Regions from separate parts of the Mus musculus genome. Here region 2 is linked to region 1. Evidence: chromatin loops called from intact Hi-C (ENCODE). Cell type or tissue: left cerebral cortex. All regions are shown on one strand. Links, peaks and the distances in the headings refer to the core of each region. The heading gives the core; the rest is flanking DNA. Region 1 overlaps Gm29825 (predicted gene, 29825). Region 2 holds the start of 4921528I07Rik (RIKEN cDNA 4921528I07 gene).

Region 1 (9,382 bases), core at 675-8,674:
TACAGACATTTTCTCTCCCGTTAAGTCCAAGGCAGATGACTACCTATAACCACCGTTGACTCAATCACTTACTATGCTAGTCAAATTAAGAAGCATAGGCTGTTCCAAGCTAAAGACATACATACCAAAAAGACCCTACTCTAATAAAACCAAGGAGCTACGGGGACAGAATTTGCTTATTTTGCATCATAAGGACCATAGTAGAAGTGGTCATTTGTGTGCACAGAACGCTATCCACCAGCATAGAGATTGGCTCTACCATAGAATAAAACCACAAAATGACCATCATAGTTTGTGGGTACTGTGACCATTAATGTCACTAGTCAAGCTGACAAGATCCAGATCCCCAAACACATCGGCAGGATGTTACCTTGAGGTGATAAACTGAGGTAGCAAACTGGGCCACTGTTAGTGCCACCGTTCTTCAGGCTGACATCCTTGACTGTCCAAGAAGGTGAGCTGGACATAAGCACTCTGTTTCTTTCCTCGTGTTGCACGGAATCTCTGCCTGAAACTCCTACAACTATGGTTCTCAGCAAGTCTGCACTCCATACTCAATCTACTGTGCTGAAGCAGACATTCCTTTTCACTACAAACTGGGACAGTGCCTTTGGCACAGCTAGACTGAAAAGTGCTAAGTGTGAAAGACTGCCTTCAAATCACAGAGCCAGAAGCCAAATATACACAACCTGACAGGGATCACCTTGTTGCCTTTGAAAGAAAAAGAAACCCTTCTACCCCTCCTGCCATTTCCCTGTTTCTACTCTTCTTTCCCATTCCCTTAAGCCTCCCAAGCACAGGGTGTAGCACACCACTCCAGGGACCCACAGCCAAGGGGTCAGACCAGAAATGCTGTGATCTAATTCCAAGTCTGTCTTCATTCTCCACACTTTTGATAATCACAGGGTCACTCTTGAGACAGTTGAGATTAAATCCATCCACATTTCAAGTGTCTGTGAACAGGTTATAGAGAGGGTGGCTCAACTATTCCTGTCTGCAGCAGGTGAAGTGACAGTGACGCAGACAGGACTGAGCTCATTTTTCCTCTCTTTCTCATTACTCAATGAGAACAAACAGTGAGTCTTATATCCATTTTTAAATTCTGTGGTTGAATCTCAACTAATGAAATATGCAAATTAACAGTATCTACATAGAAAAGTACTAATATATTCACAGTTTTACATGTATCATAACAGTAGGCTCTGTAACTATGAAACATGATTCAGGCTTTCATTTCCACTGTACCTTCTAGGTTGTTTTGTGGTTTTCCTTCACAACTTGTATCTATAAAGTCACATTCTTGAGCATCCATTGGGAGGAGACTGCCCCTCCGACACTTGTTTCTCAAGAACGGAATCCCTGGGGATGCATTCACAGAGACAATGACGTCAGCGTCATTGCAGAAAAACAGAGGAAATCAGCAATGGTTTTGTGTTGGTACCTTCCACCTCATGACCATTCTTCAGGCACCATCATCAGAGCTACAGTGGTATTTTGGGAAGATCACAGAGTGCATTCTACACACCAGCATGCATTACACTGATGGTGAAGGTAAGTCAATACTTCATGTCAGTGTGACCATGTACAGAGAAGAGAACCAGTGCTCTCTTATGTTAGTGCTGTACCTGGTAAACAGAATCCATATCACTCTTAGGTGATGCAAAAAAAGTGAAATTTATATACTCATTCACTCCTGTGTGGTTTCACTAGGATGCTTAATATTTGACTCCCTATGAGGCTTCATTGCAAAATATGAGTGCAAAGTACATATGCACTATAATATATATGTATATATATACATATATATAGGATGTAATTTATATAGTATATTTTGTTCATATATATATGGAAATTTATATAGTATATTTTATTTATCTTTAGTGTAATTTATGCTCTCTCTCATTTCTGAGTTGTGTTCACTATGATGTTATACATAGTTATACATCCTATGACAATTCTCAGTAAAAAGGATATGGATATGCAAGTATATATTGATTTGTGGTGTCTGTTAAATGATAGAAGAGCCAGCTACATATGAATAAATCTAGGTAGAATGAGGTTCCAGCTGGTTACTCATACACAAGTGTATACACACACACACACACACACACACACACACACACACACACACACACACAATTATACAAGCTAGCCCTCAAGGAAAAACACTGCTATATGACAGAAGAATGAGTGGCATATGAGTACATCTAGGTAGGGTGAGGTTTTAATTGGTTACTCATTTACAAGTGTATATCCACAGACACACACTCGAATAAGCTATCCCTCAAAGAAGCACTTATATTATAAAATTGTCTTGTGGTGTCTTTTAAATGAGAGAAGAGTCATCTACATATGAATGAATCTAGTGGGGTTTCAGTTACTTACAAATGGAAATAGAGAATGTATTTATATTTTTTCATGTAAGGTAAATATATTTATTTCTATCTAGCTTTCCATACATTTGTATACTTTATACATATTCCACGTAGGACAGTACAGAAAGTTGTTAAGAGAATGTGATACTCATTTTGTATGTTTTGAAGCAAGGAAGGACTAAGCTTTGGTGACTCAAGTCTTGTGATTCCAATTCTTTCTTTTTAATGTATTTATTTTCCCTGTTTACCTAAGAAGCTATAGGAGGGCCCTAGCTTAGGAGAAATATGTGGTCTTCCTCTAAGAACTTCAACCTGACAGGTGCCTCTCAGTGAGTGATTCAGATGACCACATTGAGATATTTTCTAAAAACTGCTCAGTTTCAAAGTTACTCAAGACCAAGTTGTCACATGATGGTTGGGCTGAATAGAAACTTCCTTTCAACTAGCCAAGCCTGGACATGTCCTCAACATAGACTGACAAGAACAGCAGCCTGGTGCATTGGTAATATAATAGGCAGTGTGTGCTCATATCACTTGGTAGGTGACATCTTCATTGCCCATCTATGTGGCCTTTCTTAGTTTCTGCTTAGATATTAGTACTGACTGCAGGGCAGTGAGAGTGCACCATACCTGGTCATGCCTCCCTCACCAGTCTGACCTTCTCTGTTTTCTAAATTTTTTTGTGGGGGGGGGAAGGTGTCTATTCTAGTCTAGCATGTAATTCAGTCTACAGAAAAGAATGTCCTTGAACTTGTGTTTCTCCTTGCTTCACTTTACTAGGATAAGTATTAATAGAATTGAGCCATCTTGGGCACATTTTATGCAGAACTAGGATACAAGCTTTGGGTCCTGACATGCTAAATAGGTACTGAGACAACTGGGCTGAAACTCCAGGCCATATTCCAATAGCTCCCTTTAATCAAACCACAGCATAGCAAAGTACCGAAACTGTAGTTGCACTATGCAGAAAACACTTGAAATAATATTGAGTTTCATGCTTCACTGCTAAAAATATGTGTCTACTCAGTATTAACACTCAGAATGTGGAGACTGACTATCACTCAGAGATAAAACTCTTGGAGCATAGAGTGGACCTGACTGTTAAAGGTATATTCTCTTGGGTGTGGTAGTGTAATCCCTTAATAAGTAACAGCACTCAATAGGCAAAGGCAGGTGGAGCTGTGTGAGATGTGGGCCAGAAAGTTACACACACACACACACAAACACACACACACACACACACACACACACACACACACACCTGTCTCATGAACTAAAATTTCCTAAATTCCCTAAAGAATGAGATAGCACTGATCAATCTCTAGGTGGTGACTAGAGTTTTTACTTGACCATGTGCCTAAAATGGTTTGCCATTTGTCCATGCTAATAAGGTCTATCCCTTAAGCCTTTCTCTTGACTTTATTACAATGAACCATGGGAAACCCAGTTGGGATACATCCACTCTACATTTCTGTTCCCATGCACTGTGTTTCATTTTTAGGCCCTGTCACCTGAAAATAAGTATGTGTGCTTCTATACCTTTCAAAACTGACTGTCTGCTGCCTGGTAAATGACACAGTCTAAGACTTCTCCCCACTATAGCAGTCAGGATAATACTTGAGATCCTTATAAATTTGATATCTTGCAGGAAAATCCTAAAAGCAGTAACTCTTTCATAGGGATTATTGTACCTTGATGAACTCAATGACCACAGATATATCCATAAGTTTTTTCTTCTCCTTTTTGTCAAAACATTCTCTCTCTCTCTCTCTCTCTCTCTCTCTCTCTCTCTCTCTCTCTCTCTCACACACACACACACACACACACACACACACACACACACACACGAACCAAAATTTTAATTATCAGTTACCATCTTAGATCACAGAGTTGCATCAGACAAAACACAACTACTGTTTACAACAATTCTTATCTTAGTAATTCCACAATACGTACTATGTTGGCTTCTTTTAGAAGCTACCTGCAATTGAGAAGGAAAAATACATTATATTCCATAATCATGCAGGGTAATATATGCAAATGGTTTTGATACATGTGTTGTAATTGCAGTAAGGATGAAAAATCACAGTCAAGTGATGACTATATTAATGGATACATTATTAGTGGTTGCCACAAATATATAGAGTGTTGTAAATGTGACAAAACCAGTATCTTTCATACTTTTTCTGATTCATAGGTAGATCAAACAAACATGTTTGGCCTCTAGAGGGCCCCCAAACCTACATCACGTATGAAAACTTGTATTTTCAGTAATCCATATTCTATTTCTACTGCCCAGGGTTTAGAGCTAACTTGAGTACATGACCCAACGTTTGGTGCATAAGAAACCTACGGTATCTAGCATGTGGGTAGAGAGTGCTCAGTTTGTATATTCTTTCAAACATGAGGACTAGGATAAACTGGAGAAACCCACTTGAAAGCGATTAGCCTCATAATTCAGGACATAACGTTGCACCACATTGTGATGTATTGAGATAAGACCAAGTTGGCACAGTTCCTCCATTCCATCCTCTTCCTAAGTAAATGCTCTAATCCCCATGATGCTTCTGGCTAGTGTCATGACTCCAATGTGATACCCACTGATATATAAGGGAACCAATGAGATAAGCTTTATACCTCAGAGGAAGGAAAGCCCGTCTTACCTTAACCCTACGCAGTGGTGACTTTTCCTCGTCCTCTTCTGAAGTTGTACCGTCACCATGTTTAGCTAGCAGTAGGGGAACACAGAGTAACTGTCAGCTCAGGGCACGGCTTATTTACTTGATGTGGGTAAAAGTGAATGGATTTGGTATATGTAACTAAATATAGGAAACGAGGAGGTTGGGATAAAGCTGGGCTGTCTTCTCGGAAGGGAAGTAGAGGCAAAGAAAGGATTTGGAGAGAAATTGTTGGGAACAAGCAAAAGAAACTTGCCCCAAGTACTGTCATTTTTTTTTCCAGAACATAATGATTTTTCTATACCACAACACCCATTTTTCATCCTTTGTTCTCCAAAACACAATGGCTGTTTCTAACTACAGAGTAACAAGTGGATTGGATTGGTAATACTGTAAAACCTATATTCTGTATCAGTTTACATAAGGAAAGCCTTTATCCCTAAATCGTTATGGTAGAAAATGTAACCATAACTTAGCACAGATGCTCTTCATTTGCAACCTCAAATACTCTGACATTCTGGCTGTGGGGGTCACAGTTCAACTCCCAAGTCTGTTCTGTGTCCCTGATCACTGAGTAGCAGCTTGATTACAAAAGGATTTGTCATCAGCTTTGACCTGGTTTTTGAGTTGTGATGGATCTAAGCAGACACTATGGTAAAACAAGGAACAGAATTTGCTCTCTAGGAAATGATAATCTAAAGCAATTTGAAGGAATCTGTTTCATAATGTAACAATAAAATAAATCTTTCAAAAGCTTTTTTTAATATTTCTTATATTTGGGAGGCTCAGTAACTGTCTGTCCATCCAGCAGAGGTGAACCTTTTGTACCCAGTTCTTTCAGTAAACCGTATAGGTTCTGGGCTCAAATTCCTGTCTTCAGTCTTTACAGCAAGTACCTTACTGGTGCCACAACACAAATCTTATGATAAAAATCGGAGATAACAGTTCCTGAGGTGACTTTTGAGCACAGGACAATCACTAGTCCCTCTTCAGCCTTTGCTGCCACCAGCAGTCTTTTACCTTTGTTCATAGAGTAAAGGTCTAACCCAGATGGCCTAATGACACTGCCTTTCCTGGCATGCTTTCCTTGAGAAAGCTTCTTTTCTGTTCTCTTCCAGTGATCTTGTCAGTCTCATGAGCTTTGTGAAGAAGAAAGATTTAGTGAATAGAGAAAGACCTAATATATACCCCAAGCCAAGGCTGGAGACATGGCTTGGAGTTAGGCCACACTGTGTGGACAAAGTTTGCAGCATGAACAATAATGCAACAGTGGAAAGGGATCACAGATGCTTCCATGGTTGGCAGACATATAGTCCAGTGTCAATATGGCAACCAGGAAAAATGAGAAGTGGCTGGAGAAGGATGGGGTAAGAGGTAATAAGAGGGAAGCCTGAAAAGGTGGGACTAGAAGTTGAATCCTGTATCTCTGACTCAGAGTTCAGAAGCAGATAGACAATATGCAGATACAGTCTATAAAAGGCCAAAACCAAGTGCGAAATGGGAGAATACAAAAAAAAAGCAAACATACTTCTGAGGAGCCTAGGATGTGAACCTATAAAAAAAGTTTAGTGAAACTACTAAGAGGACAGACATTCCTTAGATTTTAATCTCATCTCCCCAGAAAAGATGGGAGAGGTCAGACCACGTTAAGAATAAAAGACTCGAGTAGTGACAGCAGAGAGGAAAGAAATATCCTATGGCAAGATGGGTTCCTGAAGACCTGATCTGCAAGAGTTGGCATCTTTTATCCTAAGAAACATTGGCAGTGTGTTAGGAGAACACTTAAACCCAGCCTCTGCATCTTGGAGGCTAAACTAAGGATGCCACTTAAAACCCCAAGAACAGGCCAGTTGTATACCTTTTCTCCTGCATTAAGTCAAAGGGTCCTAGATGAATGTTGGCCTCTAACCTCCCTTGACTCAGTCACTTAATATGCTACTCAAATTGAGGAGTATAGGCTGCTACAAGCTAAAGACATACATTAGGTCTTTGTCAGGGCACTGCTAGTGTTTCAGGGAGGTCATGGTAGAGAATCCTATTAGCTATTTGGCAGTCTAATCTGTGGTTGTCCTTTAAAGTGGGACTAAATGGTCACATGGGGACCAAGAACGCATTACTACTACAAAAAAAAAAAAAAAAGAAAGAAAGAAAGAAAGAAAGAAAAATACCCAGAAGACCACAGGAGCAGGATCTCCATCCCACATCATCGAGATCACAGTGAATATATAGGTCATTTGAGTGCACAGGAGAGGATTGTATCTCACCATCAATACTGGTTTACCCTAAGATAAAAACCCACAGGTACCATAACAGCGTGTATGTGGTGACATTTTATCTCACTTGGATCTTATCTGAATCTTATCTCAATTGGATAAAATCGAGATCGCCTGGTTATGCCTGTGGAACTTTATCTTGTGGTGATAAACTGAGGTAGCAAACTGGGCCACTGTTAGTGCCACCGTTCTTCGGGCTGACATCCTTGACTGTCCAAGAAGGTGAGCTGGACATAAGCACTCTGTTTCTTTCCTCGTGTTGCACGGAATCTCTGCCTGAAACTCCTACAACTATGGTTCTCAGCAAGTCTGCGCTCCATACTCAATCTACTGTGCTGAAGCAGACATTCCTTTTCACTACAAACTGGGACAGTGCCTTTGGCACAGCTTCCATGGAGATCTGTTAACCACAGTGGTAGCCAGGCTTGGCCATTTGGCACAAACTGACATAACTGAAAAGTGCTAAGTTTGAAAGACTGCCTTCAAATCACAGAGCCAGAAGCCAAGAATACACAACCTGACAGTGGTCACCTTGATCCTGTTGAAAGAAAAAGAAACCCACAGAAACCTCCTACCCCTCCTGCCATTTCCCTGTTTCTACTCTTCTTTCCCATTCCCTTAAGCCTCCCAAGCACAGGGTGTAGCACACCACTCCAGGGACCCACTGCCAAGGGGTCAGACCAGAAATGCTGTGATCTAATTCCTAGTCTATCTTCATTCTTGACACTTTTGATAGTCACAGGGTCACCCTTGAGATGGGTGACATTCAATCCATCCACATTTCAGGTGTCTGTGAACAGGTCATAGAGAGGGTGGCTCAACTGTTCCTGTCTGCAGCAGGTGAAGTGACCGTGACGCAGACAGGACTGAGCTCATTTTTCCTCTCTCATTACTCAATGAGAACAAGTGGCAAATTTGAAATCTGTTTTTAAATTCTGTGTTTGAATTTAACCTAGTGAAGTATGCAAATTAACCTCATCTACAGAAGAAAAGGTTTCTAAGCTGGTCATGTTTGTTTTCCTTGTATCATACCTTATGATCTACAACAACTGGATATAATTTAATAAAATTATTCTATTTCCTCAGTACCTTTTGTTTCATTTTGTGGTTTTTGTATAGATGAGGAAGTTGGGGCTTGATGTTCTTCAGCTTCCATGGGAACAACAGGATTCTTGTGGTGGATATTTCTTACGATTGTAAATACTTGGAATGCATTAACAACAGAGACAGGTTATGTTAGCTTCAAAACAAAACAAAACAAAAAAAAAAACAAAAACAACAAAAGCAATCAATAACCAAACCAAAAACCCAGCAAAAAACATTAATGGGTTTATGTTTGTACGTTCCATCTCATGACCATTCCTCAGGCACCATCATCAGAGTTACAGTGGAGCTTTTGAAAGATCACTCAGTCACTGTGCACACAAGCATGCATTACACTGATGGTGTGGGTAAGTCATAACTTCATGTCAGTGTGACAATGTACAGAGAAGAGCACCAGGTCTCTGGTATGTTCACTACAGCGCTATATATTTGATACCCTATTAATCTTAGTTCAAAACAAAATTGTATATGGGTATACAATTACACACACACACACTCACACACACACAAAGCTAGCCCTCAAGGAAAAGCACATAGAATTGCTTTGTGGTGTCTATTAAATGACAGAAGACTTATCTACATATGAATGCATCTAGGAAGCATGAGGTTTCAGTTGGTTTCACATGGGCAGCAGAGAATGTATTTATTGTCCCTATTTATCTAAGAAACTATGTGTGGTCTTTCTCTAAGAACTTCAACCTGACTGGTGCCTCTCAGGGAGTAATTTGTTGATCAGATGACCACATTGAGATATTTTATAAAAACTGCTCAGTTTCAAAGTTACTCAAGACTAATTTGTCACATGATGGTTGGGCTGAATAGAAACTTCCTTTCAATTAGCCAAGCCTGGACATGTCCTCAACATGAACTGACAAGAACAGCAGCCTGGTGCATTGGTGATATAATAGGCAGTGTGTGTTCACATTACTTTGTAGGTGACATACTCACTGCC
Region 2 (9,382 bases), core at 857-8,856, 190 kb before region 1:
GGAGCTGTGTCCTGAGAGGCTCTGCCAGTGACTGACAAATACAGAGGTTGATGCTCTCAGCCAACCACTGGACTGAGCACAGTGCCCCCAATGGAGGAGCTAGAGAAAGGACCCAAGGAGCTGAAGGGGTTTGCAGCCCCATAGGAGGAACAACAATATGAACCTACCAGTTGTCCCCAGAGGTCCCAGGAACTAAACCACAAAAGCAAACAGTACACATGGAGGGACCCATGGCTCCAGTCACATATGTAGCAGAGGATGGCCTAGTCGGTCATCAATGGGAGGAGAGGCCCTTGGTCCTGTGAGGACTCTATGCCCCAGTAGGGGAATGCCAGGGCCAGGAAGCAGGAGTGGGTGGGTTGGTGAACAGGACCAGGAAAGGGGATAACATTTGAAATGCAAACAAAGGAACTATCTAATAAATACAAAAACAAAATTTATAAAACCTCTATTCAGGCCATTCAGCAATGTAGATTTCCTTTTCCTGTTCTGTGAGGAATGCCATTGCCATTTTGATGAGGATTTCTTTAAATATGTAGATTGCTTTCAGTGACATAGGAATATACACAATATTCTGCCTATTAAAGAATAAGAGGTATTTCTGTCTTCTCGTGTCTTCCTCAATTTCTTTTTTCAGTTTCTTACATTTTCATTGTAGAGATCTTTTATCTCCATGGGTAAGCTCATTCACAACAATTTTTTAAACAATTTTTTATTAGATATTTTCTTCATTTACATTTCAAATGCTATCCCAAAAGTCCCCTATATATTCCCCCCACTCCTGCTCCCCGGTCCTGCTGCCAACTTTAGCTCCTTGGGTACTTTCTCTAGCTCCTCCATTGGGGGCCCTGTGTACCATCCAGTAGATGACTGTGAGCATCCACTTCCGTATTTGCCAGGCACTGGCATAGCCTCACAAGAGAGAGCTATAGCAGGGTCCTGTGAGCAAATTCTTGCTTGCATATGCAATAGTGTTAGTGTCTGCTAACATTATTATGGTATGGATCTCCAGGTGGGGCAGTCTCTGGATAGTCCTTCCTTCTGTCTCAGCTCCAAACTTTATTCACAACAATTAAAAAAATCTATAATGAGCCAGGCGTGGTGGTGCACACCTTTAATCCCAGCACTCGGGAGGCAGAGGCAGGAGGATTTCTTTTTTTTTTTTTTTTTCCATTTTTTATTAGGTATTTAACTCATTTACATTTCCAATGCTATACCAAAAGTCCCCCATATCCACCCACCCCCACTCCCCTGCCCACCCACTCCCCCTTTTTGGCCCTGGTATTCCCCTGTACTGGGGCATATAAAGTTTGCAAGTCCAATGGGCCTCTCTTTCCAGTGATGGCCGACTAGGCCATCTTTTGATATATATGCAGCTAGAGTCAAGAGCTCCGGGGTACTGGTTAGCTCATAATGTTGTTCCACCTATAGGGTTGCAGATCCCTTTAGCTCCTTGGCTACTTTCTCTAGCTCCTCCATTGGGAGCCCTATGATCCATCCATTAGCTGACTGTGAGCATCCACTTCTGTGTTTGCTGGGCCCCGGCATAGTCTCACAAGAGACAGCTACATCTGGGTCCTTTCAATAAAATCTTGCTAGTGTATGCAATGGTGTCAGCGTTTGGATGCTGATTATGGGGTGGATCCCTGGCTATGGCAGTCTCTACATGGTCCATCCTTTCATCTCAGCTCCAAACTCCGTCTCTGTAACTCCTTCCATGGGTGTTTTGTTCCCAAATCTAAGGAGGGGCATAGTGTCCACACTTCAGTCTTCATTCTCCTTGAGTTTCATGTGTTTAGCAACTTATATCTTATATCTTGGGTATCCTAGGTTTGGGGCTAATATCCACTTATCAGTGAATACATATTGTGTGAGTTTCTTTGTGAATGTGTTACCTCACTCAGGATGATGCCCTCCAGGTCCATCCATTTGGCTAGGAATTTCATAAATTCATTCTTTTTAATAGCTGAGTAGTACTCCATTGTGTAGATGTACCACATTTTCTGTATCCATTCCTCTGTTGAGGGGCATCTAGGTTCTTTCCAGCTTCTGGCTATTATAAATAAGGCTGCTATGAACATAGTGGAGCATGTGTCCTTCTTACCTGTTGGGGCATCTTCTGGATATATGCCCAGGAGAGGTATTGCTGGATCCTCCGGTAGTACTATGTCCAGTTTTCTGAGGAACCGCCAGACTGATTTCCATAGTGGTTGTACAAGCCTGCAATCCCACCAACAATGGAGGAGTGTTCCTCTTTCTCCACATCCTCGCCAGCATCTGCTGTCATCTGAATTTTTGATCTTAGCCATTCTGACTGGTGTGAGGTGGAATCTCAGGGTTGTTTTGATTTGCATTTCCCTGATGATTAAGGATGTTGAACATTTTTTCAAGTGCTTCTCTGCCATTCGGTATTCCTCAGGTGAGAATTCTTTGTTCAGTTCTGAGCCCCATTTTTTAATGGGGTTATTTGATTTTCTGAAGTCCACCTTCTTGAGTTCTTTATATATGTTGGATATTAGTCCCCTATCTGATTTAGGATAGGTAAAGATCCTTTCCCAATCTGTTGGTGGTCTTTTTGTCTTATTGACGGTGTCTTTTGCCTTGCAGAAACTTTGGAGTTTCATTAGGTCCCATTTGTCGATTCTCGATCTTACAGCACAAGCCATTGCTGTTCTGTTCAGGAATTTTTCCCCTGTGGCAGGCGGATTTCTGAGTTCGAGGCCAGCCTGGTCTACAAAGTGAGCTCCAGGACAGCCAGGGCTATACAGAGTAACCCTGTCTCGAAAAAAAACCAAAAAAAAAAAAAAAAAAAAAATCTATAATGAGTGGGATTTCCCCCAACTTCGTTTCCACTGAGTTTGCAACTGATATATAGAAAAGATGCTTTTTTTGTATGGTGATTTTTATATCCTGCTACTCTGCTGAGAGTGTTTGTACTTTGCTGGTGGAATCCTTGAATCTAGTAATCTGCCTTTTTTCCCCTTCCTATTTGTATCCCCTTTAATTCTCAGAGTCCTTCCAGTAAATTCTTTTGTCACTGCTGAATAACCAGATCAAACCAAATTTAACAGATTCAAATTCAGTGCTATTGGAGGAATAAGCTTTGTCTCCACTGAGAAAAGTCTTGAAAGACGGAACAACAGTGAAGAAACCACTGCTCCTTGTGGAACATCGTGATGAGAGGTGCAATGTGCTGGCTAAGTTGACAGTGTTTTCTCCATCCAATCCCCTTGCTCTCTTCTGTTGGTGGATAAACCAGACTGCACCTTGAATTGCAATTCTGTATGGCCTGGGTATTACTTCCCTTAGAATTCCTTCTTATTCCTATGCTCGCAACATAAGAAAACAAATCCTTTCTCTTTTAGCCTCACTGCTGAGACGTCTTCATTAGCAAGATAGTTTATAATTCATCTCATGTTTAAAAAAGAAATAATCCCCCTTGATTCGTACCCTCCTGTAGCTTCACCACAGTCTAATACTTGTCCCAAGAATTTACTATATTATTAAATCCTTATGCTCCCATTTTCTTTAAATTCAGTCTGAAGGTTTTATATCCACCTATTACTAAAATTCTTCTCAGGATGATGTGGTTGGTCAACAGAGGAGTGAGAGGAAAAAGGAAAGTTGATAACTGCCCATTCTCGGGGCATAATCTTGGGGTGATGGGCGAGTAACAAATCAGGAGCTGACACGCCATATCAGGTGCTGAAATGCCATGGCTGAGGGCTATATAAGCGACTCCATTTTCTGGGGTCGGGGTCTTCCTGAGAAGTAAGCAATAAAGCTTTGCTGCAGAAGATTCCGGTTGTCTTGAGTGTGCTCTTGCTGGCGGGTACAAAAGCTCGGGATACTTTTACTCTTGTCAGGACAGTTATCCATAAAACCTTTGGGAGGCATTTATCTATCTAGTCAAGGGTAACTTCCGAAGGAAAGCCCCCTCCTTTGTCATCTCAGGCACCAACCCTAGTTGTAGGTAGATTTAATAGCCATATGTCTCTACCATTAGAAAATCTTGGGGGGTTTCCAGAACCCTTTCTTCCCACCTCTCATTTGTCATGCCACTTTAGGTATCACATATTTTTTTTTCCATTTTTTATTAGGTATTTCGCTCATTTACATTTGCAATGCTATACCAAAAGTCCCCCATAGCCACCCACCCCCTCTCCCCTACCCACCCACTCCCCTTTTATGGCCCTGGCGTTCCCCTGTACTGGGGCATATAAAGTTTGCGTGTCCAATGGGCCTCTCTTTCCAGTGATGGCCGACTAGGCCATCTTTTGATGCATATGCAGCTAGAGTCAAGAGCTCCGGGGTACTGGTTAGTTCATAATGTTGTTCCACCTATAGGGTTGCAGATCCCTTTAGCTTCTTTGGTACTTTCTCTAGCTCCTTCATTGGGGGCCATGTGATCCATCCAATAGCCGACTGTGAGCATCCACTTCTATGTTTGCTAGGCCCAGGCATACTCTGACAAGAGACAGCTATATCAGGGTCCTTTCAGCATAATCTTGCTAGGGTATCACATATTTTTAAGGAGCAGGGGTTGGACATAAAGCAGAAGTCATAAACACTTAGCCAAGCCTCCCACTGAGGGGACATTTCTATCCTTAGAACTGAGTTTCACTTGCAGATCTTAGTTTATATGTGAAGTATTAATAACGAGTGGTAATTCTATCATTTCATTGTGACTATTCTATTCTGCCACCCCTGGAAACTATAGAGGAAGGAGGAAGTGTAAGGGCTCAAGGCAATGGTTCCCAGTGCTCAGAGCATCTACTTCTCTAACCATCCTGGCATGTATGAAATATGAAGAGATGCTTGTGTTACTCCCTTTGGCACTGAACAGCTTAGACAGAGGATGCCAAGAATCTCATGCTGGGAGAAGGAACAAGCTAAGACCCTTGGGCAAACCATAAGGAGGACTAATTTTCTGGCACGTACAATCTATCATATCACTTATCAGGAGAGACTGAAGCTCAGAAGGAGGAAATAACTTGACCAGCATTGCCCAGCTATAGATACTTCTTGACTTTGTTAAAAACTAAACCTCATAGGATTCTGAGGATGGTCTTGGTGGAGGAGTCAATAGACCTTTGTTTCTCTTCCCAATGTACCACCACATCCAACATCAACAGGCTTTCATAGGGTGCCATCTTGTGGTGGTCAGTGGGAATGCAGAAGAGAAGCCCGGGCAACCTTCATGGAAACCTGTCCAGTGGGGTTGAAGCTGGAAAAATAAAAAAATTTAAAAAGAATTTATTACTCTTTCTCTTCTGCTTTTCAGTATTCACTGTGTGCTGACGTTTGGTCTGTTGCTATGCACTGTAGTGATCAATGCTGGTCCACAAGATCTGGCTGCCGCAATGAGGAGATCCTTGGTCAAGAGGAAATCATCGCATATACCAAGTGATGCTATGGAAACTTGCTCCTTAGTTTAAAGCGATTAGTTAAATAAACAGGTTGACAGCTCGTAACTGGGCAGAAGAGAGGTAGGCAAGGCTTCAGGTGCGGGGCTCGGGGTCTGAGGCAGAGAATACCAGGAGAGAAAAGAGAAGAGGAAGGAAGAAGATGCAGGGGTAGGTGGAAAGTGAGAACATGGCAATGAGGGCCAGACATTTGGAAAGGAGTGGGCCATGAGAAACATGGCAAGTTGTCCCTGAGGATCATTGACTGGAAAGTAGACTGACTAGCATAAAGGGTGGATATCTGCTCAGCTCTAGTGCTTTTATGGCTTATTATAAATTTAAAAGTTTTGTGTCTTTATTTGGGAGGTAAATGATCAAAAGTGGGATAGAAACATCCAATTAATCTTTCTACATTAATTATGTCTTTAATTGAACTATTAAGGACAGATAGACACATGGTTAGGGGCTGTCTTAGTTACTTTTCTATTTTTTTTTTTTTTGTGATAAAACACCATGACCAAGTCAACTTGTTAAAGAAAATATTTAACTTAGAATTTTAAGTTTCAGGGAGTTAGAATCCATGACCATCATAGCAGGGAGCAAGGCAGCAGACAGGCAAAAATTCACTGGAGCAGTAGCTGACAGCTCACATTTTGATGTGTGAGAGAGTGATCAAAAAAGACCTTTGTGAAGTAGGCATTTTAACATGGTTCTTTAGAACCATGTAAGCAGATGAGAGAAAACTAACTTTGTAGTTGGTTGTTCTTAGATCAAGAACATTGGCATTTATGATAACCCACACTGTCGTCCTGACCTTGTATGAGCAGACTTGCCTAAGTAGCAGATGTTGGCTGTCATGGTATGATTATGAGTTCACTATGCAAGCTCTGTGACTTATGGCTGACCTGTACCTAGTTATGTTCAGGCCTGAGTGCTGAGTGCCAGTATACTTTGAGATTTCCTCAGAGTACACGTCTATAACTACAGAGCGATAGTAGTGTTGGAATCTGAGTATAATGGGTAACTGTTGTGATACCAGAGGTATGATATTGCTAGCCATTTAGTGCTTTTGCTTCAAATAGACTGGTTAATATTTCTCAAAATATTTTGTGTAAATACTTATAACTGCTGTATTATTAGAATTATGTCTTATTTTATTTAATTTTTGAGACAGAGTTTCTCTGTGTAGCGCTGCCTATCCTGGAACTCACTCTGTAGACCAGGCTGGCATCAAACTCAGAAATCTGCCTGCCTCTGCCTCCCAAGTGCTGGGATTAAAGGCATGCACCATCACGCCTGGCTCTAGAATTATGTTTTATTATATATTATATTTTAGTCTACAAAATATTTTGACTTTAGAATTTAATGTGTTTGTATGTACGTATGTGTCTATATATGTTTGTATTTCCTCCCTCAAGATTGTGCTTCACAGACATAACACTATATCATAGACATACCAAGAAATAACTAAGGTTCTCTGTTTTGAAATTATTAACCTCAGAAAAAAGGAGTGGCTTCACAGTGGTGGGGATAAATTATGATATAAATCTCCCACTATAATGTGTGCCTATTTTCATTTTTAACAAACATTTCGTGTCATTTTCTTATTAGGTATATTTATTCACTAAAATGTAGGTATGTCTTTTCCACATATGTGAAGGTTTAGAGTGTGTACCTACTCCATATTGAATAATTTAAATCCATAATTTATGATTTATCCTGAATTGTAGACATCACAAATAGGTAACATTGTGACCCACATCTCTTTGGAGTGAGGTATCACCCAATAAGTTGATTATTTTGTTCTGAATGACTGATCACTATTTCAACAAATGAAGTAGAGAATAGATGAATTAGACTGGTGAACTAACTAGAGAGTCAGGAACTATTTACAGTAATCCGTGAGCATAGTGTTCGTATATGGTGAACAAAAAGAATAGTATGCAGAGGTAATCGTTCTTCTGTGCGTGTAGAAACATGGTGCTGAAAAGATGTATTAACCCTTCCTGCTGTTTTCACGTGTGATGTGGTTTATTTATCCTGACACTGCTTCAGAGAGCTATAGCTTTCTTGATGAATTGGGCAAAACCTAAATATAAAGAGGTTCATATTTGTGAAAAGCTAATTAACCAAGATGGTAGGTTTCCAGTGTACACGTCAGGATGTCTCAAGTCTGTAGAAGTCCTAGGCATTATCTACTTTATGACATCAAATCCATGGTCACTTTATCACAGGACACCACTGTCACATTTCAACCTAGGCATTGCAAGGAAGTACCAGCCCTTCTCGTCAGCTCACAGATGCGTAGGACTGGGATCCTTATCCTCACACCTGGCCTAAAGCCAACTACAAATAGAGAGATCTTTAATTGATATCTGGTGGAAATACAAATGTTACCCTCAAAAGTGCAGAGACCTTGTGAGCCACAACCTGGGAGAGTGACACAAGTACTCAGAATATCTACCCAGTTTTTAGAGCCCCCATTACCCTTGGAGCAACTCTCACATAGAGCTGAGTTAGAGGACTTGAATGGCCAGCAGGATCCAGATACTCCTCTTCCTTATCACTGTTCTTTTTAATCTGGATGCTACAAAGCACATGAGAATAAAAGGAGAAACAAGGCACAGGGTACTTATTATTGTTTTCCAGAAGTCAATAAATTATTGCATGTCAAAGGATGAATGGATCAATATAGTTACACCATGTCCCTTATACTAAATTCACTTCCCCAGGAAAATGTATGTGTTAAAAAGCTAAAATTCTGTGTTTATGATGAATGTAGAATCAGAATGTGTCAACTGATGGAGGTTGAAATATGCTTGTGAGATGTGATGAAGAGATTCTTCAGTCCTTTTGGGTTTCAAAATGCTTAAAGGGAATGATGATCATATGTGGTTTCATCGTGACATTTATTTTAATGAGGAGAATGAGATGTCTTGATAGTATAGGTGCTTGTCATTGCACCTGATATTCTGTCTCTAACCCCAGAACCCCAAATAATATTAGGCATAACTAGATACCAACAGTTGCCCTTGGATGTGCTCCCTCCCAAACTGAATACACGCACTAGGTAGTTACATATTAAACCATAGACCCTTATGTTGCTTTATATTCCTGTCCTCTAGAAAGCAAAAGGAAAAAAAGGGAAAAAAAGCTTTTTAGTTTTCTAGTCTTTGCCTATACTCACCATCAGGAAAGACAGCCCAGTAGTAGCCTAACTGAATCTAATCACATGTACTGCCTCAGTACACTTTTATCGATGTCAAAATGCTTGTGTAAATAAGTGGTGCCATGAGCTGACAGTGACTTTCTGTCCCTCTAGTCCTACCTCAAGAATGTACTAACACACCCTTCTCAACTGATGACCGTCCTCGGACAAAATCCTCACTGACCGTAAGAAGCCCTCTTCCTTTATATAAGAGAAAATTACTTTAATGATTCCCGCATGTGTTTATGACTATAGCACACTTGAAAAAGTAAAGTTGATTAAGTGTTTCATGTATTAAATATTTTATTTAGGAGGAAAAGGAAATGTAATTATATCAGATCGGGATTTATTAGAACTGTATCAGGTAGTGACTTTGAGTCAGGGCAGACTGTCTTCTGGACAATAATATTCTGCCTTCAATACCAGTATGTAAATTTCACTCAGAAGGTGGCAGGCATATCATTCATGTAGACTTGAATGTTTACATAAGCGTTTACTCCTTTTATGGCTTCTAGAGCCTGTGGTTTAGGTTGAATCTGATTATGTTCCCCAAAGATGGATGTAGAGGAAGCATCATATGTCCTAGCATGGCATGTTCAGGTGCCAAGAACTTAAGACATAAGGATGCATGCAAATGATTGGCGTGCATCCCAAAAGGGGATGGTATCACTAAATAGGTGTTAGCTTCACCATATTGTCATGTAACTCAGCTAACCTTCAGTAGAAGCCAACGCATAAGGTTGCCTGATGTGGCACTTAGTCAGTAAAT

The links. Peaks named below come from ENCODE experiments on the same cell type or tissue, not always from the same donor. Only the 100,000 strongest peaks of a DNase experiment are listed, where the experiment ranks them.
Region 2: it touches region 1 in a loop (4-fold over the local background); 13 of 42 quality-filtered maps call a loop at or near these places.

What each region holds. Positions count from the first base shown.
Region 1 is chr9:114,122,915-114,132,296 of GRCm38, reverse strand. Gm29825 (predicted gene, 29825) reads right to left here. Exons shown (of 27, transcript NM_001378688.1): 4 at 8,416-8,529; 5 at 5,039-5,103; 6 at 4,332-4,356; 7 at 1,246-1,359. Among named protein-coding and RNA genes, the nearest start is that of Gm29825, 9.5 kb to the right of the region's middle. In left cerebral cortex, for the core only: a CTCF peak has its summit at 4,597 (motif pointing right); a DNase peak (open chromatin) is centred at 4,607.
Region 2 is chr9:114,313,995-114,323,376 of GRCm38, reverse strand. It overlaps 4921528I07Rik (RIKEN cDNA 4921528I07 gene), which reads left to right and starts at 6,349. Exons shown (of 27, transcript NM_001384245.1): 1 at 6,349-6,446; 2 at 8,728-8,798. The coding sequence starts at 6,422. In left cerebral cortex, for the core only: a CTCF peak has its summit at 5,162 (motif pointing left); a DNase peak (open chromatin) is centred at 5,150.